Linked DNA regions of Homo sapiens: all the other regions are linked to region 1. The links are chromatin loops, found by intact Hi-C in ENCODE. Cell type or tissue: OCI-LY7. All regions are shown on one strand. Region 1 overlaps PTPRD (protein tyrosine phosphatase receptor type D). Region 2 overlaps PTPRD (protein tyrosine phosphatase receptor type D). Region 3 overlaps PTPRD (protein tyrosine phosphatase receptor type D).

Evidence for each region. Hi-C counts contacts between places; a loop is a spot of excess contacts. Peaks named below come from ENCODE experiments on the same cell type or tissue, not always from the same donor. Only the 100,000 strongest peaks of a DNase experiment are listed, where the experiment ranks them.
Region 2: a loop joins it to region 1, with 7 times the contacts of the local background. A loop is called at or near these places in 4 of 110 quality-filtered maps.
Region 3: a loop joins it to region 1, with 5 times the contacts of the local background. A loop is called at or near these places in 4 of 110 quality-filtered maps.

Annotation. Positions count from the first base shown.
Region 1 is chr9:9,788,794-9,796,793 of GRCh38, forward strand. The region is part of intron 5 of PTPRD (protein tyrosine phosphatase receptor type D); the gene reads right to left. Among named protein-coding and RNA genes, the nearest start is that of PTPRD, 820 kb to the right of the region's middle. In OCI-LY7, CTCF peaks have their summits at 1,672, 1,875, 3,056 (motif pointing left) and 3,255; DNase peaks (open chromatin) are centred at 1,628, 3,058, 3,538 and 3,878; H3K4me3 peaks cover 1,095 bases; H3K27ac peaks cover 2,617 bases.
Region 2 is chr9:9,908,309-9,916,308 of GRCh38, forward strand. All of the region lies in intron 5 of PTPRD (protein tyrosine phosphatase receptor type D), which reads right to left. Among named protein-coding and RNA genes, the nearest start is that of PTPRD, 700 kb to the right of the region's middle. RefSeq lists an enhancer at 6,283-6,782. In OCI-LY7, CTCF peaks have their summits at 4,335 (motif pointing left) and 4,534; a DNase peak (open chromatin) is centred at 4,333.
Region 3 is chr9:9,897,532-9,905,531 of GRCh38, forward strand. All of the region lies in intron 5 of PTPRD (protein tyrosine phosphatase receptor type D), which reads right to left. Among named protein-coding and RNA genes, the nearest start is that of PTPRD, 710 kb to the right of the region's middle. In OCI-LY7, no CTCF peak of the experiment used is centred here; DNase peaks (open chromatin) are centred at 4,300 and 6,540; H3K4me3 peaks cover 2,269 bases; H3K27ac peaks cover 2,927 bases.

The DNA of each region.
Region 1 (8,000 bases):
TTTTTCTGCATGAAGTTGACATGCAATAATCAGTGAAGTGTTTAAACAACTATCTAACTCTTCTTTCATGGTCTTCATCTAGGGTCAAAATTAGATCTAAAGTGGAAACAACTAAAAGAACCCTCTGCTTTAGTTATCGCTTTACTCACAAGTTTCCGGTGCCTCTCTAACACTTTCAAAAATTGATTCAAAGTCCTTCATTAAGTTTATGTCTATATTTCATCACCTATCAGCCTACCTGACACATTATACATGTTTAAATATTTTCTGGCTGGCTACATGGACATCTGGAGGGATCTTATAACATTTTTTGCCTTTCCATACATAGTATTTATTGTAGTCTACTTTGAGTTGATATTTATATTTGTATGCCTATATATTTTTCTAAATAGGAATTACATGTTAAAACGTTTCAGAAACCAGGCTCTAACTTTGGTGGAGAAAGCATTAATATACATCCAAGGTAAGCATCATCAAGCGGAATGCCTTGGCCTATAGGCAAGTTCCCGTAGCGTATGAGATTTTCAGTGCGTAACTATTCAAGCTTGGGAAGTGCACTGGATGTCACATAAGAAGTTCACAGAATATAAATAAACTCAAACAATAAATTACTTGCTCCAAAATATTTTATTCTGCACTATTTTTCCCTGTTCACAGGCCAAGACACTCTACTGAGGGGGAGATAATCGACATATTCCCTAGGTGATTAAAACTTTTAAATCGGCCAGGTGCGGTGGCTCACGCCTGTAATCCCAGCACTTTGGGAGGCCGAGGCGGGCGGATCAGGAGATCAGGAGATCAAGACTATCCTGGCTAACACGATGAAACCCCGTCCCTACTAAAAATACAAAAACTTAGCTGGGCGTGGTGGTGGGCGCCTGTAGTCCCAGCTACACAGGAGGCTGAGGAAGGAGAATGGCGTGAACCTGGGAGGCAGAGCTTGCAGTGAGCCGAGATTGCGCCACTGCACTCCAGCCTGGGCAACAGAGCCAAACTCTGTCTCAAAAAAAAAAAAAAAAAAAAAAAAAAAAATTAAATCGAGTCGTAATTTATCAGGACAAGTGCAAATCAAACTTAAGGTAAACATTGTAGCTACTGAAATCTCTCATAAATTCTCTGGATGAACTTCAATTATATTCAGGTCTTCAAAAACAGAGGTTAATCATTTGAGCAAATATTTTATTTATCTTTGTGAAACAACTAAAAGAACACACATAATTTCTTAACTTCATGGGATCAAAGATGATCTTAGCAGGCCAGAACCTCTTTCTAATCTGGTCCCAATTTCCTCTAATTTTAATGTAGAGGTGGGAATATCTGGCTGGGAATCTAGACTGTACTATTCGTTAGCTCTCCATCCTCAGATTTAATGTACCCAAGTCTCGAGTTTCATAGCCTTAAAAAGTGAATGTTTGTTTTGTTTTCTTGATGTATTGTCTTGGACATTGGACAATTTTTCTTAAATGAGAAAAAATATGGCAAAGAATTTTATAAAATGTTTATCCTCCTCATCATCTAATTTGTTTCCTGCCGCTGAAAGCCACCTTCCCCAGGGGCTTGAGAATGACACCTGTCCACTGTGTCACCAGTTGGTTTGCTTCCCTGCTTATTGTTTTCTCTATGAAATCTTAAAACCTAACTAAGGCTTTGCTGCCCACTGCAGGTGGAGAGGAGAATAAATCAATTCCCTTCTGCCTGATTTCAGTGGCTTTATCTCAAATGTTTTGTAAGTTATTCTGTTGCTAATTAAACAATCTCATTTATAGATATTTTCTTCCTATGAACTCAATACTAGTTTAATAGGTATAAATATAAGTTTTGATCAATTATTAAATCCATAACAAAGAAAAATAACAAGGACTTAATGTATATCAATAATTATGTTAGCTTGAAATTAGACATTCACACAAATGTTTGTCTGTCAAATTCAGTTCTTATATTTTTGGCTATTTTCATATTAAAATTGTCTAATGAATCTCTTCAAAACTTGTAATGTGTTTCAGTAGTTGCCTAGAATGGGACCAAGTATGACAATAGGCAATAAATATATTTTGAATAAATGAATGGATCTACACTAATATACAAGTACATGTAAAAACCCAAACTAGCCTTATAACAAGTATGGTAACTAGTTCAGTTTGAACAGGTCCTATGGCATCTTGGAAGACAGATGGTTCAGTACATATCATAAATATATATAATGAACCAGAAAACGTAATAGATAAATGCACTGTGTTTTAACAGCTTATAGTAGAATGCATTAAAGGATTTTCCTTAAAATTTCTACTCTAGTAAAATTTTGTTACAGATTTTTTTTAGGAACTATAAAATATTTTTTCCCACTGTCTTTTTGTTATGCTGCATATAGCCATCATTAAGGGGATTCTCAGCTGGTTTTAAAAGATTTTAGTTTAGTTATATCCTCAGTTAATTGTGTTAGCTAAAATCGGATTATACCTTTAAAAATGAAAAAGGTGTTCTGGAATTATTTGTTAACTGCACACGTTTGTTCTTTAAGAAATTCATAAGATCATAGAATCATGTTTTTTTTAAGCTGAAATAGACTTTAAAAGATGGTAAATGTAAGAAGTTTGTTTTGAACCTGTGCAATTATAATAACGACCTTTAATTCTTTTCTAATGGCCTAGATGGAATTAATTGGTTATTTCAATATCAGGGCTCATCTTGTGTGGAATCATAAAAGAGTCTCTTTCTTATAATGGGTTCTATCACCCCTGATGATAAGTTTCTCTATCAAGCTTATTTAACATGTTCTGAAAGCACATTTTTAAGAGCCTTGGCATTCTCTGTCTTTCTTCCTTTCATCTTTCTTTTACATTATTTGCAGGGAGGAAGAATCCATTTTTGTTTCTTTGTAATTTTGTTTTGGTCAAGCTATCATTTAGATCTTACCAACAGTCTTTCCTTTTAATTATGTTTCCTATATTGAGACTTTTTTTGATTGGAAATAGTATACTATTTACAAAAATCGAGAAATCATTTTTTGCTTATGGGAAGTTATAAGCTATCCAATTTCTAAATAGCAGCCATGCTGCCATCTTCTGGTTATCTTGTAAGAATTTTCTTATGCTTAGAAGCTTTATTTTAAAATGCATCTTGATGTACCTTGAATTTTTTTTTATGTCTACTAAGGACACATATTTGAATAATTAGAGCACTGCATCTAGAGTTCTGTTGTCCTGAAGTCCTAAAGCAAATAAAAACTTAAGTCTTATCATTTTAAATATTATAATCGAATGGGACTCCAAGGATTAAAAAAAATGTTTTATCCCATGATTTGGAGGCCAGTGAGATTTTCTGACACTTTTTAAAAAAATCACATTACTCTTTATTTTTTTCACAGCTTTTCAGTGTGGCAGCAAGATGACCACCCTTCCCTCAGTGAGTGTGAAACTTTTCCAAATCCACAGTTCCTGTTAATATTAGTACTGCATGTTATTTAATGCTGTTTCAGGTAGCACTGAACCACTTGCCAATTTAACTGTCTTATTTCATTTGAAAACTCTGCCAGCACCTATAGTGCAGGCCAAGGGCCACAAAGGAAGGGTAGAAGGAAGCGAGAGTTTCATCTATCTTTAAGAGCTTTTTCATTTTAAGTGATCATTAAGACTTATAGCACTCTTTTTTTGTACATTAGTGTAACCTAATGATGTTCAATTTTTGTATGTGTGAAAATTCCCATTTACCCCACTGGCATTCTTCTCCTAGTAGCCCTGGAGGAAAAAATAGAACAATTTTAGGAGATAAATTTATGTCTCACACTGAAAACTGATTTTAAAATGTAAGATATTACATACATTGCTTCAAATTCAAATGAGGAAGTACACTCAGTGGCTTCAAGCTCTGTGCTATTTTCAGATGACTATATGAGAGTATAAATCATAATAGCTCATTGAAAATCAGAATGCAAATGGCCCCAGTAAATGTTTAGCAACAGAGGATTTTCTCAACTGTTTATTAAGAGCAATCCAAAATCTAAAGCAGCTGGGACAGGTGTTAATTTCAATCCTGTTATTTGTAATTAGTGATGAAATTTAATGGTGTTTATAAGTAACTCTGAAACATTTGTCATATAAACATGGTCTAAATTTAAGGGGTATTAAAATGGAGTTTTTAAGCTTAATAGACTTGGGCAAACAGGTATTTTGAATAATCAACACCTCTGAGAGCATATACCAAATTTAAATGGCAAAATTGGCCCATTTATTGTAGGCACAAAAATGACCTTGTAACTTCTGGATACTGTGTGTGAATGGATATGGATGTGAATTGTACCATACCTAGATGGTTGATTACTATTTGTTTACTAAAATACAGGACCTGAAATTCCATTATTTTGCCATGACAAAATTATTTTTAGTCTCCTATATTCACAAAAATTGCTATTATCATAAGTTGATAGATGCCAATTGAATGGAAATTTTATCATCCCATAGCTTTACTATGAATAAAATGGATGTATCTATAAAACGTGCCATTTGATCCATTTCTCTGAGTTGTTTTGTTTTCTTCCAATTACGAAGACATAATCTTTTTTCATATCCAGAAACAAAAGTAAAACTCCTACTTGGTCAAACTCATGATCTTCTATTATCAGCAGCAAAGTAGAAGTAAATGTATTAAAATGCCCACACATATGTATATGTTATCAATATAAGTAGATAGACAAATGGATGGATGGACGGACAGATAGATATGTACGTCTGTCAACATGTGTTTCCTAAATTTATTTTATGCTGTTAAGAAAGATTATCTCTGTTAGTAAAAAGCATAAATTATTTATTCAGAAATTTACTCCTATTATATATATCCTAAACGTGAATCAAGCGGGAAAAATTTTTTATTCAGTATTTTCAAAGGTTTCAAATTCAGCTCAGAATATATTATTTTAGAAAAAAAAATGTAATGGTAAAAAGTATCTTATTTGTTCTTCCTTCTGTGTAGTTCCTACTTGGTTTCCATTAGATTAAATCCCAAATTCCAGTTAACTTTAATAAATGGACAAAAAGTATAAAATAGTAACAATATTAAAATTAAAAAGTTTTGAGGATAAAATGGGACTTTTAGTTGTATGGTACTGGAAATAGTTTATGAAATTCAACCCACTACTTCCTAAAATATAAGAGTATCAAAGAGCTGAAGAATAATCAAAAGGAGTAAGAAATAAAAAGACTTAATCTGATTCCACCAACATGTATTGATCTTTTGTCCTACGCGAGGCATTAAGCTAGGTTAAAAAATACGTGTTTGGCACTTGTCCTTCCCTCAGGTGTTCAGAGCTCATCAAGAGAGTTAGACAGATAAACATCTATTAAAACAATACAATGAATGTATATATGTACATGTATATATATATATACATGTATATATACATATGTGTGTGTGTGTATATATATATATATACACGTACATATACATATATATATATGGTGTTCCAAAAAGTACAAATTACAGTCCCATTAATTATGCCCATGTTGACCATGGAAGGTGTTACCAAGAAATGACATAAGGACTAGGCCTTAAAGGATGCTTAGATTTTTGCAAGGCAAATGAGTGGGTATTTGAAAAAACATGAGTAATATAGTGAAAGGTATGGAGACTTAACGATTTATGGTATTTGGGGTACTGGTGGCAGAGGCAAAAGTGAGTGTATCAATGTGGCTAGAGCAGAGAAGGCATGGGGGGTATATGTAGATGACAAAAATAGAGAGGTAAGTGAGGGATACTGAACGATAAGCTAATCAAACAAGGAGAATTTAGACTCTTTAAAGAGATGAGTCTTGATGATAATCATGACTAACATTGTTTGTCGACTATTTCACATGTGAGATTTAATCTGATCTTCAAAAGAGCCCTGAAATATAAGAATTACTATGTTCTCAATTTTACAGATAATAAAACCATGGCTTAGAGAAGATAAATATTCTGTCTGGAATCAAACCTGTAGTAAGTAACTCAAACTGAGTATCTCTCTAAAGGTCTTATCTCTTCTGCTAAACTGCCAACCTGACTAGAATGGTGTTTTAAAAGATAACTTTACTGGCAGTGCTAAATTAGAATAAATTGAAGGGAAGAGAACCTAAAAGGGGAAGATAACAGTTTAGAAGATGCTGCAATCATCTAAACCAGAAATATCACAGGTCTAAATGAATGAGGGAGTGGAAAGAGCAGAGGTAGCTTCACCTTAAAACCAACAGCTTGAGCTTCAATGTGCTCACTGGCACAGGCCACTCCCAAGCCCCTGGGAGGAGCCCTTGCGTGGGCTTCACATGATCATATATGGTTTAAAACGTGAGAATACTTTAACTATGTATAGTTAAGGCTCCTGTCTCTTTCTACTTTGTCTTCCAATCTGTCACACTTTTGCTCCTGTCCTATGGTGTTGGAAAGGCCACATGTATTTGGAGATCTGGATAGAGAAATATTTGAGAATATATTTAATTTGGAAATAGTGGGGTATATTGAGTTTTAGAATAGTGGGACCTAACTATCCCATTGTAGGGAAAGTTTTTAGGAATACTATCACCAGATATTAACTCACCCAGCTTTGAAATACTGTTATAGGGCTAGAGATCTGATCACAATATTGAGGGCCATTGCCACCCAGCCAAGGAAGCATTTGGATAGTGGAAAAAAACAAGGTTTGTATTTAAGGAACCAAAAACAAGTCTGAGGAAAATTCGTATTCATGAAACAAATAAAGTATAAGCATAGTATTGTGTTATCATTGATACTTAGTCAAAAAGGGACGTCAAAAGGGAGTATACATGCTAGATAATGAAGCATATACAATTATAAACATGTCATTAACCTTTTTCTTATTTTTGATGGAAATAAAATAAAATAGATTTGATTAGTATTTCTTTGTGGTAGGACAAAAACCTCCAGCAGTACTTCAAACTGCAAATACACCTGTGTATGAAGTTGCATGGTTTATGTTTCCTATTGTATCCTATTGTATCAGATCATGTCTTACCACATCTGACACATCTTCTTCTGACAATGTCTGGGAGTTCCAGACTAAACAGTAGGTAAAATTGCCACTGACATAACAAAATGATCCAAATATACTAGAAAAAATAAAAAGTACATTTCTAGTCTCTCTACAGAAACTATCACAGGATTGTTTCTATGTGAAGAATATATCAATGACTATGCACCACCGTCACAAGAAAAAAGAAAATATATAGAATTACAGAATTATATTAAGAAAAAGATTCTTCTAAATTTTAAGGTATTTTTCAGTTTTTTTAATATGCAATTTATTGTGATTTCTTTGTTCATTCTAATCAAATATTCACTTCCAAACAGAGGCTGTATTTTTAAAGAGGATCCCCAAATGGATACTAAGTTTTGTTTCTGAAACACAAATCCTTTCCTCAGTTGAAAGAAGAAGAAGAAAAGGAGGCTGGGATATCTGAGAAACGTTTTGAAGATAAACTTGCTAATACTTCTTAATCCAGTTGCAGGGAGAGTAAGATAAAATTCCATGGTGCCTATCATGGATAGAGTACTGAAAAGGATTCAAGGTTTGCATAGAAGACAGCTCAATTTTAGATATGTGCTGTCTGAGGAATCAATGAAATTACGGGAAGAAATATCCGGGAGGAGGTTGAAATGATGGCTCTGATGTTCAGGAGAAAATTGAAAAATAGTCATGTAAATTTGAAGAAACTAAGCATTTGCTGACAGCTAAAGCTAAGAAAGTAGATGAGAATTCTCAGGGAGGGACTTTTCAGTTGGAAGAAATGAAGAGAGGTACAAAACCTGTAGCCTGATAAATGTGTGGAGTAAAATGAGGAACCAAAGCACATAAAAGAAGAAAAAACAAGCAAAAATTGCATTCAAAAAGGTAGGCAAGAACTAGTAGAAAGCTGAATTTGGAAGGTAAAGTCGGAAAGGACTTCATGAAAAACCTAAAAATAGCAAAGTCTTCAGGAATGAAAGGGCCATGAGGACTGAGAAAAGGATGCTAGTGT
Region 2 (8,000 bases), 120 kb after region 1:
GCTGGTATAAAGGGGGAGTGTCAAGGAAGGGAACAGAGGGCATTTCAACTGGAACATGTGAACAGGTGGGAAGGGGTCTCTCCAGCCTGTCTGAGGACTAGTCCTTTGAAAGTACTGGATCCACACCTTGTTAAGGACATTTTCACTGTAGGACTCAAAGGAAACAGAATTGTACTTGTTGAGCATCCTTTCTGCTGGGAGTATGTGCCATCCACAGGGTTGTTAATGTATATTATTTCTCAAATGATAGTCCACAGATAAAATGAAGTATTAAACGTTCTGGATGAGGGAAATGGGTTTTAAAGATTTAGTTGTCTATGCAGTCTTTAAAATATATACTTTCTATCCATTTGCTATTTAATATGTGAGTTTTCTGTTCTTTATCTTGCTTATATTTTTTCTGTGCTGGTTGCTTAATATATCAAGTATTTCAGGAGTGATGAACAAACAAAATATAACATATTTATCTATGAAACTTATCTTTGGGAAGTTTTTGAAAATAGGCACTCATACAAATGCTAGGTCTAAGAATAAAAATATTATTGTCTTTGGTATCTAGGTCGGTAACACTTCTTTGGAGTTTAATGGTCAGTTAAACCAAAATATTATACAGAGAGAAGATATAGGCTATATTCCTCAATTTATCTGAAACTATTATATAGCAAGTGGTTTAAAATTGACATGATCATATATTAACATCATATTCTATCAATATCACTGAGGTAAATAAAGGATTTTTTTCACATATTTTCCAGGATTGAAAAAGCAACTCCAAACTACTGAGCTCAGAATTTCCTTTTTATTATGGAGGGAGTAGATGTAATGATTTTTGATTGCTGATATACATATTTTGTTCATCAAAAATTAAATGAAGCAGCACATTTCTACCTGAAATGGCATATCTGTCAGCTGTGTGCTTAGAGTGTATTTTTCTTCTCTCATATAATATTGCTATGGATGAATAGCATGCTGATGAATGGGATTTTAGGTTGAGTTTTTAATCTGAAAGTTTTTTTTTTTTTTTTACGGCTTTTCCTATTAATTTAACTAACAAGATTGCTGGGGGCAGGGGCAGCTGCTAGGAAGTAATATTGGAAAGACTTTAAAATATTTACATATCTGTATAAATGCAAATTTATTAAAAATGACAGTTGAAAAAAAGCAGTGTAGTATTGAGTTAAACATAGGCCTTAACCCCTCCATTCTAAATGCATTATTGGTTGATATATTTATATGAATTTATTATTAGGCACTATCTTAGACATCACTGTAAAATGTATAAAATATGGGGCAGTTTAATTGGTGTAAATATGTCAAAATGTAAAATTACTTTTTTAATTTCTCAATTTAATATTGTCAGACTTTTCTTTATAGTGCATTTATATTTCAATGAACTAATTAAGAAATTGACTAAGTTGACTTCAACATACAGACATGTGAGCCTTTGGGACATCATTTGTGGATTGAATGTTTTTTTTTGTCATGAGCATGCACTATTCACTAGACCTGATTCAACATCTGTTTTTGCCTATAAGTTCAATTATTTTTTCCCTAACATGCAGCTAGCTGTATATTTTTTTCTTTATAGTAAAGTAATACATATTCTTTGTAATACCTATAGATAGTAGATAAGGCATGCATACAAATGACAAAATCATCCTATCAGTTAGAGAAAAGTTCTAATTCCTTGGTGTTACTATTTTATGGTAAATATATGGTCTCTGGAGCCATAACCTCAGGTTCAAATGCTGGCTCAACTGCTTACTACTTTCTTGACATCTTGGTCAAGTTTGTACCTCAGCTTTCATATCTGTGAAGGCAGAGGACAACAGTATCTCAGTTACCAGGATTAAATAAGTTACATACAAAGTACTCATTAGAGCTCCTGGCATAGAATAAATGTTAAGCTGATGAAAATTGTATTATTGTAGAGTTTCATGCAAACCCCTGAATTTTTACATAAAATAGACATAGTTTATGAACATTTTTGCTGCTTGATGTAATGTGAATTTTTTCATCTCTCATGATACATGTGTGCAATCTTTTAAAAATATCTGTATAGCAATTTTCAGTCAACATCTGTATACGAGTATGCAGTTCTGTTCAAATAATCCCACGATTTTCTAGAAGAAAATATACTGAGCTGAAAGAAATGTATTCTTGAAGGATGTTTGAAAACATACGTACTCCTCTTGACAGTGTAGGGGTCTGAAAATTTCTGTTCAGCTTTTCTAGTACAAAGTATTGCCATTAACTCTCTTCTTTTTCTAGTTACTAAATTATAAGTGTGTTGCTTCAATTTATATTTAATTGCTTGTGGAATTAGGCATTGTTTTTTGTTATTTAATTTTGTCTTTTATGCATTATATATAGATGTATTTGTCATTTTCTTATTAATTACCATGAGATCATTTGATACAAAACTTGAGTTTCTTAAAATATCGGATGAAATTATTAAGCAGGTAACTGTTTTCCAAGTTCTAGTGTGAAGTCATGAGACTCCTAATGGACTGAATAATACTTGGAAAACTGAGAAGTTCTGAGTTTAATCACTCTAAAGTGATTTCAATCTTTGTCAAAACCCAACAATCATTACATTATGGGCTCGAGTAGCGTAGTTCTCATTCCAGTGGGAATCATTTTCTTTAGAAACTACTTGCTTTGGTTTGGTGTCTAGTTTCCAATTCATTGTTTCATATCTGGATTTGTCTTTTGGCTAACTCCTTACAGTTGATAGTTTGTTCTTCCATTTCCAGTCTGCTTGGCTTGTAATCCTGGTATTGCTCCTGTTCTTTGGTTTATTGTGTGGATAATATACATCAGCCCCATCCTCTCCTTTAACAAGGCTTTCACATTTCTAGCTTTAGTTTGTTTGGGAAGGTAGACAGCTATGACAACAACTATTATCCTTGTCAGGAAACAAATTCCAAGGCTGGATAAAATATTGCTCTCGTCCCATACTGCATTGTGACACTTCTTATAGCTAAATGCAAGAACTCTTACTTAGAGTCTCTGTGTGTGATTCTATCTAATTAAAAAGAACACTTCCAAACTTGTTTGAATGCAAATGTGCATGAAAATGAACATTAGCCACACCATAAAGAAGGCATTTAGAAACGCAAATACACACGAACCTCATGTCAGAGTTGACTCCCTTACCATTTGTTATGGTTTGGGGTTTGTTACCCCAACTAAATTACCATACACAGAGTTATACTGCTAAAATAAAATGCAGTGTAAAATTTATAATCATTTTAATAAAGTTAACATTCTGGAAAACAATTATTTCATTTTCATAATAATTTGCATTTTATCAGACTTCAAAAAAATGTTGCTTTTATATTTCCCTTTAGATATAAACTTTCATAACATTCAAAATGCCAAGTAACTGGGCTAAATAACAGTAGGATATAGGAAGCAAAATTAATATAACTTTTTATTTCTACTTTTAAGTAAAATTTTCAGGATCATAAATAAGAGAAAATGTTAATAAAATAATTCATTTTAAAAATTTTCCTGTGGTGATGTTGTTTAATAAAACCACATTTGGAAAACTAAATCTTCAAAAGTGGCCAGGTCATTTTTACTTAAAATACAAAGAGATCATCTGTTTTTTCTTGTCACTGTTATGGAACCAGCTTATACTACCATAATTCATTAGACTTAAAAGTAAGATCTTAATAATGTTTATTTATTAATTTGAGAATGTCAATCAAGAATAAGAAAAAATAAAGTCAATAATCTACAGCCTTGCTGATATATCTGCAATATATATTGTAAGTGGGGGAAAAATACTATAAAATAAAACCTTGATGGAAATTCAGTAAATTTCTGTCAAGTATATTTAGAAGTAAAAGTGAAAGCAAATAAATACACTTTTTTAATCGTTTAATTTAAAATCAAAATAAAAGATAAAGGAGCAGGTCAGCCCCTCTGGAAAACCTGCCACTTCAGTTGAAAAAACAAAGGACTGTCATTTGTTCTGAGTTGGAATATACAAACTACAGCATACAAACTAAAACATTTGTCCAAAATTTAGAGTCAACTCATTTATCATGAGGTAGCAGTCTCCCTTGTCAAATGCCAACTTTGATTATGCTGTAAATTCCACTATTTCTCTGGGGTTATCTTGGACTCCTCAGCATAAAATAATGTTCTTTTTGCCATATGAATTAAGGTTGAGATTGCACTGACACTCCTCAATAGCACATGTTTTGCCTCATCACTACCTAGAAATAATTTGGTAATGAAGCTCCCCTGAGAGAAAGCTGAATAATATTAAATGGTATCGTTGGCAATCAGTGCTGAAGCCTGACACGTGAGTTTGCATCTCCCTCTGGTGGCAGAGAGAAATGAATAGCCAGTAGGTATTATAATCCATAATTACAATTACAACTGCACTAATAAAATGATGTCAGAAGCCAATAACCCAAGTTGAGAATGATATTCCCTAGACTATCCAGATGTAAAGATTTTTTTTCTTTTTGTAAACAAATGTGATTCAATAGCACTGAGAATATTGCAAGAGTTTTTATATTTTGCTAATGTTCTAACTTCCTCATAGGAAAGAACATAAAAATAGAGTATAATCAATGCATCTTACAATTTCCTAAAAACTGATACTTTTTTGCTCTTCCTTCTCTCTTTCTTTATGAATGCAAATAAAGACAAGCACATTAAATAACAATCAGATTTTCTGTAAACATTCTTATAAGTTTTTTTAAGTCTGCTTATTTCATTTTATAAGATCATACAAATATGTGATCGATCATAAATTTCCTGGGATATCAACAGAAAGTGTGACAATATAGCTCCAATAAAAAATAATTCCAAATTACATTCTAATTGCTATATAAATTCATTTTTATGAAAAAAGAAAAGTATGTTATGCATAGTATTTCACTGTTAATGTGGTTAGCTACAGAGCAACACTGAATATAAATTTCCTTAATCTTTGATAAGGAGTCTTGATATTAGTCAACAGTGATAATGAATCTATTCAGCATCAGTATTTCCCAAAGTAAAAGAATAGTGATAAATACATGCTATATAAATTGCAGGAGGCATAAAAGTGCTTTAAGATCAAATAGGGAAAAAAAAACAAAACAGAGTGATCTCATCAAGATGGCTGACTACAGATGCCTAGCATTCATCTCTCCCAGAAGAAAGGACCAAGTTAATGAATAAACAGCTAAGATTGGACTGGAGTGTCGAAGGGAAAGGGGAGTGGAGATGCACCAGTAGTGACTGGAAATTCAGGAGGGCAGCACAGAGGCACCCAGAATCTGCAGACCCATCTCCCCAACCCTGATCTAATTTGCTGAGTCAGGAGGGACTTCCTATTGCCAGGAAAAGGTAAGCAGAAGAACCCCACAAGCCCCATTGCCTATGTAAACATCTACAGTCTCATACAACAGGAGAACTTCACAGTCCACACAAACCCTGAAACCAGTTTAGAGAATTGCTGGGAATTCATTACCCTGGATTAGGAGCACAAGGTGTGTACTCTCTCCCTCCACCTCCCACCTCCCATTCCCTGCCATTAGCCAAGCTGCCACAGCATGTTGCCATCTCAAGATCAGAGCCACCTCTGGAATATGCATTGTTCTGGGGGCCAACACAGGGCACCATCTTCATTATGACAAGCCGACAATAGTGACTGAATGCTACAACCCCAGCTATGTGGACTCTGGGCCTAGGATCAGCTGTGATTCTGGTCCTGTACAGTACAGAAACCAGTATTTGGTACCACACTTCTAGCCAGATAAATAATCTTACAGTCCTGCCTTGGGCAAACCCACCCTTGAACTAGCCAAATGCTGCACTCCTTTCCCAATGCAGGAGAGAACTCCGAGGTTCTGAGCAGCTAATACACCCCCAGACTAGTGGAGCAGCTATGTTCCTGCATTCAGGGTCTGAGAAACAGCCCCACAGCAACCCCTGCTACTCCAGACATGTCTCTGGCTTGCTTAACAGCCCTGTGCCTGCAGTCAGCGTTTGAGAAACAGTCCCAAAGGCTTCCCCTAGTGGGCACACCCATGGGCCAGGAAAACAGCAAAGAGTATATGTCTTGGGCCTTGAGCTTCAGGTGTCCACCCCTAGTGGACATGCTGAGTAGCCGTGTAGCCACGTCAGGGGCCTAAGAAATAACCCTGTGCCTGCACTTAGCAGACACAATCAGAGGCCAGCCAAACAGCCTTTCTCTCACATTCTAGGCCTGACTTACAGCCTTGCAGATTGCCCTTAGAAGACACACAGCCAGGCTGGCTGAACAGCTGAGGGCCTGCGTTCCGAGTACGTGTTTACCGCGCCTGTGTTCTGGCACTGTAGGCAACCCACAGCAAACATGCACCCAGACCAGCCAAGAGAGCATGTGATTGTATTCTGAGCTTGAAAAACATCCCCATACATAAGCTGACTACCAGCAGACACACTCCCGGGCCAGCTGAGCCTGCTTGTGCTCATATCTCAGGCCTGAGAAGTAGCCCTGTGGGTCACTTGGGCAAATATGCCCCCAAACTAGCTAGGAAACTGCTTCTATGTCATGGGCCTGCAAAACAGACCCACAGGCTGCCCTTGGAAGACATGCTTCCAGGCTGGCAGAAAAACTGCATGCCCATGCTCCTAGCCAGAGTAACATCCCTGTAGCCCCAAACCCAGTGAGCCAGACACCAAGTTGTTGGACTCACTGTGTGCACACATATGCCCCTGACCTGAAAAATAGCCCGGTGAGCCAACTTTCAGCAAAGCCTCGCCATTATCACCACAAACTCTCTTAGCATAGGCTACTGAGCAACTTGCAAATGCCTTTAGCATGGGTTAGAGCTGTAGAAACGACATGGAGACAACACAAATGTGTCTACCTAGAATGAAGGCCCACACACCCTACCAAACTGACAGCCCAAGACCCATTCGTATGAACATATCTTTCCATATGAAACTAACACCATAAAATTAAACTAGATTACTTTTCTACCAAATGCATGGAAATTAATGTAGGAACACATCAAACATAAAAAACAAAGGAAACATGACATCTCCAAAAAAAACTGATTATCTAGTAAACAGATACCAATCATAAGGAAATATATGAAATGCCAGAAAAAGAATTCAAAATAATAAATCTTAAGGAAACTGTGAGATATAAGAGAATACAGATAAACAATTCAAGAACATCAGGAAGACAACTCATGATTTGAATGAGAAATTAAATAAAGAGATAGATATCATTAAAAAAAGAACCAAACAGAAGTACTAAAGCTGAATAATTCAATTAATTTAAAAAAATACTATTGAGAACTTTAACAACAGGCTAGACCACCAAGCAGAAGAAACAAATTTCTGACCTTGAAAACAGATCTTTTTAAATGAACCAGGAAAAAAAAATAAATAAAAAAGAATGATGAAGAAAGCCTACAGGATTTATGGGAGATCATTAAGTGAACAAATATGTTATTATAAGCATTCAAGAAAAAAGGTGAGAAAATCATATTTAATGAAATGATAGCAGAAAACATCTTGTTTTGTTAGAGGGATGGACATCCAGATCCAGGAAGGTCAAAGAACTTCAGATTGATTCAGCCCAAACAGGTCTACTCCAAGGCGCATTATAGTCAAGTTGAAGAAAATCAAGGACAAATAATTCTAAAAGCTGGAAAAGAAAAACATTAAGTAACATATAAGGGAATTTCCACTAGATTAACAGCATAGTTTTCAGCAGAAACCTTAGAGGCAAGGAGAGAATGAGGCGATATATCCAAAGTACTAAAATTAAAAAAAAAAAAACAAAAAACTGTCAGCTACAAATACTATATTCAGCAAAACCATCTTTCAAAAATGGAGGACGAATGAAATGTTTCTCAGACAAGCAAAACTAAGGGAACTCATTACTACTAGCCAGTCTTACAAGAAATGTTCAAGAGAATTGTAGCTCTAGAAGTAAAAAGGTGGTAAATACCATCATGGAAACATACAAAACTCAAATTCACTGATACACACAG
Region 3 (8,000 bases), 110 kb after region 1:
GTTAAAATATCTGTAACTTATTTTAAAATACCCCCATAGGAGTATCCTTGTACTTTATTGTAAAATAAGCTTTCTGACTGAGAATATATACAGTATTACAAACTATGTAATATGGACAATTTAAATTATAGCTGTTGATTCACCTATTGATTAGGATTTTACTCAAACATAATAATTTTACATACAATATATTATTTTTAGAAACAGTATTTTAAACTACTTATGAGCATTTTATTTTAAACTTGATATTTTTTAAAGTAGACAATGTACACTTAACTGTTTTTCTGACTCTTAGCTAAATTCAGCATTGGTAAGCTTTCCTCTGTAAGAGCCTAATAGTATACATTTTAGGCTTCACAGGTCAGACGGTCTCTGTTGCAACTGTTCACCTTTGACGGCAGTGTAAAAAGGCCACAGAAAACAGGTAATCAAGTAAGCATGGCTATGTTTAAATAAATCTTTACTTATAAAAACAGGTGGCTTTGGTGCACAAGCTGTAGTTTGCTTAATTCTCATCTAAATTATGTAATAGTAAGAATATCTTCAACAACATAGAGAAACTAAGGAATGCCTGTTTTCTCCTGTTTTTAATTTATTCATAATGTATGAAACTTCTACAGTTTTAAATATGTTTTAGGGATAAACTAGGTCATTAATATTAAGAGATTAACACAGAAATATAGAGGTCTATATCAATGCGTCAATTAAAATTTCAGTAAATGAAAAAAGTAACCATTTCATTTTGGGACTGGAGGTAGTGAATTCCTTATTCAATGGTATGCTAGCCTATTTAATGAAGGAGATAGATTTTAATTAGCTGTTTACATACATGGTAATGATGCCTTGATATTACTTGATTATCAATAAAAGCAGGACTCACACCTGTTCATTTCCACTGAAATGAGTTTTTTTCAGATACTTCATGTTTTATTGACATTTTATTTAACAGAGAAAGATACCGCATCAAGGATTACTTCATGTGATTTCATATGAAGCTCTAGATTACGCTCTAGATGCGCATGCTATTTCAATTTAAGGAATCCTTAGAGGTTAGAGACAGAAGTCACAAAAAGATTCTTTTGTGTGGTTGCTGCACTGAAGTGTTGTGGTTGTATAATGTCACATATGCTTTATATGAACTTCAGGAATGGATTGAGATATTTGGCATAGAAATGCTATGGTCTTAAGTCTAGTTTAAGAAACCATATGCTGTAATATATTCCACTTGACTAATGTTCTAACTTTGGTCCTCTGACCTCCTTTATTAGCATCTCTTAGTGAATTTTTAAAAAGACGTATGTTAGTCTGTATACTAAACCCACAGGATTAAAATCTCTGTGCATAGTGACTATGAGTTTACGCATATCCCATATTCTCCAGGATTTTCTTGTTTTCTTTTGAAAGGAAAAACAAAGCTGTCTTTATTCATGGATTCATGATTATCTACATAACAAATCCCCAAAAAACTACCAAACAAAAATTTTCTGTAACTAATAAGTGAGTTTTGCAAAGTCACAGGACACAAGGTCAATACACAAAAGTCAATTACTTTCTCATATGCCAGCAATGAACAATTAGAATTGTAAGTTTAATAAATAACTTTTACTATAGTATACCCCAAGAAGAAGTACTTAGGAACAAATCTAACAAAATATGTAGAGAATCTGTAGGTAGAGAACCACAAAACAGATGAAAGAACTCATAGATCTAAATAATGGAGAGTGTGAAGAGAGACTATGAAATGGGAAAAAAGTACTGTACTTCTGAACCGTGCATCTAATAAGGGATTAATATCCAATAAATAAGGAACTAAAACAACTCAATAGCAAAATAATAATAATTTATTTAACAATGGGCAAAGAATGTGAATCGATATTTCTGTAAGGAAGACATACAAATGGCTAAGTATATAAAAAAAGTTCAATAACACAATTCATCAGGGAAATGCAAATTAAAGCCACTGTGAGATATCACCTCACACTGCTGTTAGAATGGTTATTATCAAAAAGATGAAAGATAACCAGTGTTGGTATGGATGTGAAGAAATGAGAGCTCATATACTCTTGGTGTAATTTAAGTTAGTACAGCTATTATGGAAAACAGTATGGAGGTTCCTCAAAAAATTAAAAATAGAACCACCATATAAGCCAGCAATCCCACTACTAGATATACCTCCAAAGGAAAAAAAAATCAGTATGTGGAAGAGATATCTGCACTTCCATTTTGGTTACAGCACTATTTACAATAACAAAGATATAGAATCAACTTAAGTGTCCATCAAGAAACAGATAAAGAAGATTTATTATACATGCAGATGGAACACTAGTCTTAAGAAAGAAAAAAATCCAGTCACTTGTGACAACATAGAAAAACCTAGAAGATACTATGTTAGGTGAAATAAGCCAAGCACACAAAGACACATGACAAACCTGAAAAAAGTAGAAGTAATAGAAGCAGAAAGTAGAATAATAGTTACCAGAGGCTGGGGGGAAAACAAGAAAAAAATGAAATATTGAAGAAATATTCTGTGTTCATGGAGTGAAACACTTAATATCATGCAAATCTCTCTAGCAAGTGGTTGTTCCACAGCTGCATTAAGTTCTTCCCTGAAAACACTCCTTCCTTCCCTACCACATGCCCAGGCTGCAGAATTTTCCAAATTTTTATGCTCTGCTTCCATTTTAAATAAAAGTTCCAACTTTAAATCATTTTGTACTCCCATATTTGATCAAAAATTTTTAGAAGAAGCCAGGCCACATACTGCATGCTTTGCAGCTTAGATATTTCTTCTTCTATCAGATATGCTAAATAATCACCCTTAAGTTCAAACTTTCACAAATTGCTAGGGCATGGACCCAATTTAGCCAAGTTCTTTGCTAAGGCAAAACACAAGTGACCTTTGTTTCAGTTCCCAATAACTTTCTCATTTTTATCTGAGTCTTCATCAGCCTTACCTTCACTGTCCATATTTCTATCAGCATTTTGGTCACAAGCGCAAGTCTCTAAGAAGTTCTAAACTTTCTTTCGTCATCCTGTCTTCTTGAGAGCCCTCCAAACTCTTCCAAAGTCGGCCTGTTACCCAGTTCCAAAGGTGCTTCCACATTTTCAGGTTTTTTTTTTTTTTGAGATGGAGTCTTGCTCTGTTGCCAGGCTGGAATGCAGTGGCACGATCTTGGCTCACTGCAACCTCTGCCTCCCAGCTTCAAGTGATTCTCCTGCCTCAGCCTCCCGAGTAGCTGGAACTACAGGCACGTGCCACCACACCCAGCTAACTTTGGTATTTTTAGTAAAGATGAGGTTTCACCATGTTGGCTAGGATGGTCTCTATCTCTTGACCTCATGATCCGCCCACATTGACCTCCCAATTTTCAGGTATCTTTATAGCAATGCCCCACTCCTTGGTGCCAATTTTATGTATTAGTCCATTTTGCATTGTTACAAGGAAATATCTGAGGCTGAGTTACTTTATAAAGAAAAGAGGTTTATTTGTCTGACAGTTCTGCAGGCTGTACAACAATGGCACCAGCATCCACCTAGCTTCTGGAAAGTCTTCAGAAAGCTTACAGTCATAGTGGAGAGCAAAGCAGGTGCCTGTGTATAACACGGCGAGACTGGAAGCAAGAGTGGATTTTCTGATATAACCATCCCAATTATATGTCTCGGACTAGCCTTTAGCAGCCACTGTTTTAGAGAAGCTTAGCATACAATATTTTTAAAGTTCTAATATGTCATTATAATTATAAAACAATTTTCAGAGTTCATTAATGTTTTCTTTAAAACTATTAGACCTTCGATGTTCAACCTCCTGAAATAGTGCTTAAAACCTAGAGGCAACATGTGGGATAAGTTGTCATAACTATGGATGAGATCAAATCTTAAAAAATGCATTGCAAAGATAATCCTCTTTCATTATGCTTTTACAAAAGGATGATGCTACATTAACACAGTAATTTCTGATAAATAAAATATATTAAATATCTAAGAATTAACAGTTGCTGGGGAAATATATAACCAAAGTTTAAAATATGTCAGAATATTTTAATAAATTATTAAAATAAATAAATTCTTAATAAAAAAGACCAGAGAAATCTGACTTCTTTCTTTCTCCGAAGCTAGTGGTGAGTTGATTATATTAGTTAGTTCTCATATTACTATAAATAACTACTTGAGATTGGGTAGTTTACAAAGAAAAGAGGTTTAACTGACTCACAGTTCTGGAGGCTGTATGGGAGGCATGGCTGGGGAGGCCCCAGGAAACTTACAATCATGGCAGAAGGCAAATGGCAAGCAAGCACATCTTTACATGTCAGAGCCAGAGAGCAAGAGCAGGGGGAAGTGCTACACACTCTCAAAAGACTAGATCTTGCGAGAACTCGCTCACCATCATGAAAACAGCAAATATTTTTATTTAGATAGTCGTTAGGATTGTATGATCTGTAATTTTCATATTACATCTTCTATTTCACAGTTAGTATCATATGAACTCTTTGAAATCAGACTTCCTAAAATTTAGCTAATAGGTCTGGTAAATACCTATTGGCTGCTTCTACTCTTACCAACTTTTTCCCTTCTCCAAAGGTTTACTGTTTTCATATAATTGATATGTGTTTTCCATCAGCCTTATTGTTGATTCTATTTTATAATTCTAAGCTTGTGTGTACGTGCATCAGCGCCCATGCATGAATGTCTGTGCTCTCTATTTCTTTCTTATCTATTTTTAATTTACAGTTATCTCACTGTGTTCTAATTTATGTATCTTTGTGAATACTTAAATAATTTTTGCAACATCGTGTAAACCAAAGAAATGAAGAATTTTAGTTTCCCATACCATTAATGTATTGTTTTCATTTCCTGAGTATGATTCTTTAGTTTCTTTTTCTGCCGGTGCTCTACTTTTGAATAAATAATCATATACCAATCACTAAAATGCAAGAGTCATACATCTGAAGTCATGTATGTTGATTACATAACAGTGTAGAAATTTGGTCTCAAGATAACCACAGTATTTAAAACCTCAATTTTATATTTAAATAAAAAAGAAACTAGCACATTTAGAAATGCACACTTCAACTTTGCTCACCTGACTAGCACCATGTATCTGTTTATTTAGTTGCTGGCTTGTGAAGGTATTATTGATAACACATTCAAAATCATGGGGTGATGATGAGTTCAGATACAGATCAGTAGGTAGGATGATAGATACCTTAGATACATAGATAAAACTCAGGTGAACTTGGAGATGTAAAGGTGAGCTAGAGCTCATCTTTCATTCACAAACTTTTTCCAAGCACACTGTAGTATGAATTGCGTTTGGACATTTAGGTGATAGCAAATTTTCAACACACAGCAACATTTTCTACATTTTTTTGTTTGTGTAATATCAAAAGTGTGACGTTGGCTAACAGTGAAAATAAAACTGTAGCTCACTCTAATTCTGCCAAAATATCCTATATTTTAATTAAGGGAGTTTTACCTGAGTGAAAAACATCGAAAATTCCAGTAAAAATCAAGGATTTTACATATGTATATGTGTATTTGAGCTAAAGACATATATTCTTAACCACCTGTAGCATGAAATAAGTAATCAAATGTGAAAGAAACAGCTAATTTGTTGAATCAAATAATTTTCTTCCAATGATTATATATCTTGCATAGCAGAAAGATTGCATGCATATGAATGAATGCATTTGCTTCACTTTATATTTTCTTCCCTAATAGTTTTAATTTTTTATTTTCTAATATTGTATGTGATGAAGAACTCGAGTAGTATTTTAAGCTATTACTTTAGATGCTTAAAGACCATTAGCACTCTAACAAAAATTGTCATTGTCTTTATAAAGATCTCTGTGCCTGTTGCCACATTAGTAAAACTGAGATAATCATAGAAACAGTTTCACAAGTTGGTGAGAAAATATTGATAAAGCACTTAGAATTCCATTACACACAGATCAGGTACCCAATAAATAATGGGTATTTCTCATGAAACAGATTAGTTCTGTATCACTTACTTTACATTTCCAGCATAGTACACAGTGCCTGAGACTGAGAAGCAGCTCTGTTAATATTTACTGAAAGAATAGCATTAAATAATACAAGAAAAATAAGATATAATTAAACAAATCAATATGATTGATCTCTGTGGACGTCCACAGTTTAAAACCATTCCCTCTTTCTTCTTTCTGTCTTACCCTAGGATCAGGGATGCCAGGAAATTCTAAAGTACTTGAAGTTTTTCACTGGATCATCTTAACTCTCTAGCTTTATCTAATTAACATGAAGCACCATCATGACTATGCATCTTATTCAATGTGTTTCAGAACAACTGTCTTCTAAGTTACATTTGACCATAACAATAAACTCGGTTTTCAAAATGTGTCAATCAACTAATAGGGTCATTGACTCACAACCTACAGACAGTAATAGTAACATTAACCTCTATCTTGGGTCAAAGCCCCTGCTTCACTTTTGGGATCATCAGCAAACCAGTTACCCCTGGCAAAGTTCAGTCCTCCAGGTGCACTGATGATAGTGAAAAGACAGTTTCCCAAAGCACAGCTTGTTCCTTTTCATCATCTCACTTCTCTCTCTTCTCACAAAGAATCTCTCTGTGTCAGACAAAGATGGGTGGTACAGTGTGTCTGGGTCTAAAGCTGGAAATGTTTTTCTTTTCTAAATCTCAAATATGTTTTCAGCCAAACGTTTGATGAACTACAAGAAATGAGAATCAGGAAGTCAGATGTTCGCTAAGATAGGTCACTTCTGTAAAATTATCTTACACTGACTACCAAAATATGACAATTATTTCAGGAAAGGGAACAAAAAAACGCTTGTGATTAGAAGATTGGGGAAAAGGACTACCTCTTCTACAGTTGTTTTCAAATTGAAATCTTTGTACTGTTATTTTAATATTTTAAAGTGTATTCACTTTTTGTTATTCTGAATCCTCAATTAGACTGTAATTATCTCAAAGGGTAAGATCACAAACCAAAGGTTATGCTCTCAACTGTATCACTAAAAATGGCCACAGTAATTTTTTTAGCCTTAGCTTCCTTCCACACCTACAAAATAAGCAGAAAAATATCCTGTCTCAAAAGGATTAAATGCAATAATGCATTTAAAAAAATGCTCCAAAAAAGGTGAACCATTAGATAAACATAAGGCAAAATATAAGGTTAAAAAGACAGAGAATAAAGCTTAAACATCTTTTTAATTTGAGAAAATGTAATGACACATGCAAATTTATTTGGAAAATAGATGACATAAAAGACATTCACCGAAGTTTTGTTCAACCAAGATCAAACTCAGAGAAATCGTAGGTGGGCAATGATATGCCTTGGTGAAATAACGAAGTGGGGATTTAATTTCTCATACTGAAAGTGCCTTTAATCTGTCCCATATTGTTATTCAGTTCATTAAAGAACAACATGCATAAACATGGATTTTTTTGTGTGCTTAAATCATCTTCCTAAATATGCAAATCAGTGAGGCATATATTATCAGTGTTCTGTTTAATATTCATTGTGATCTACTCAGTAGTTTTCCTTTCTAATGAGAGCATACCATCTAAGTAACTCACCTTCCCATGCCTGAACTTAGCCAATTTAGTTCGTACTTGAACACGACATTTTTTTTCAAAGTTCTTTCTAGACCATTACACATACGTATGTATGTTTGTATCTACATATCTTCTGTAGCTCCTCATTTACTTTGCAAACATATAGTCACCCTAAATTCAGTTTGATTATTGAAAGTCAGGGTTCTTTTTTTAATCAGAATTATATTTCAGGTAGAGTTTTAAATAATTAGCTCAATTGTTGTTATTGACTAGTAAATGAACACTAAAGAGCATATAAAATACATTCTAAATCTAAGTCTGCAAACAACTATATTGTCACATATGTCATCCTCATATACGACAACAAGGTTTATGGCTACATACAAAAACTTGGCTCTACATACCTATATACTAGTTATCAAGCCAGTCAGATACTTATCTTAAA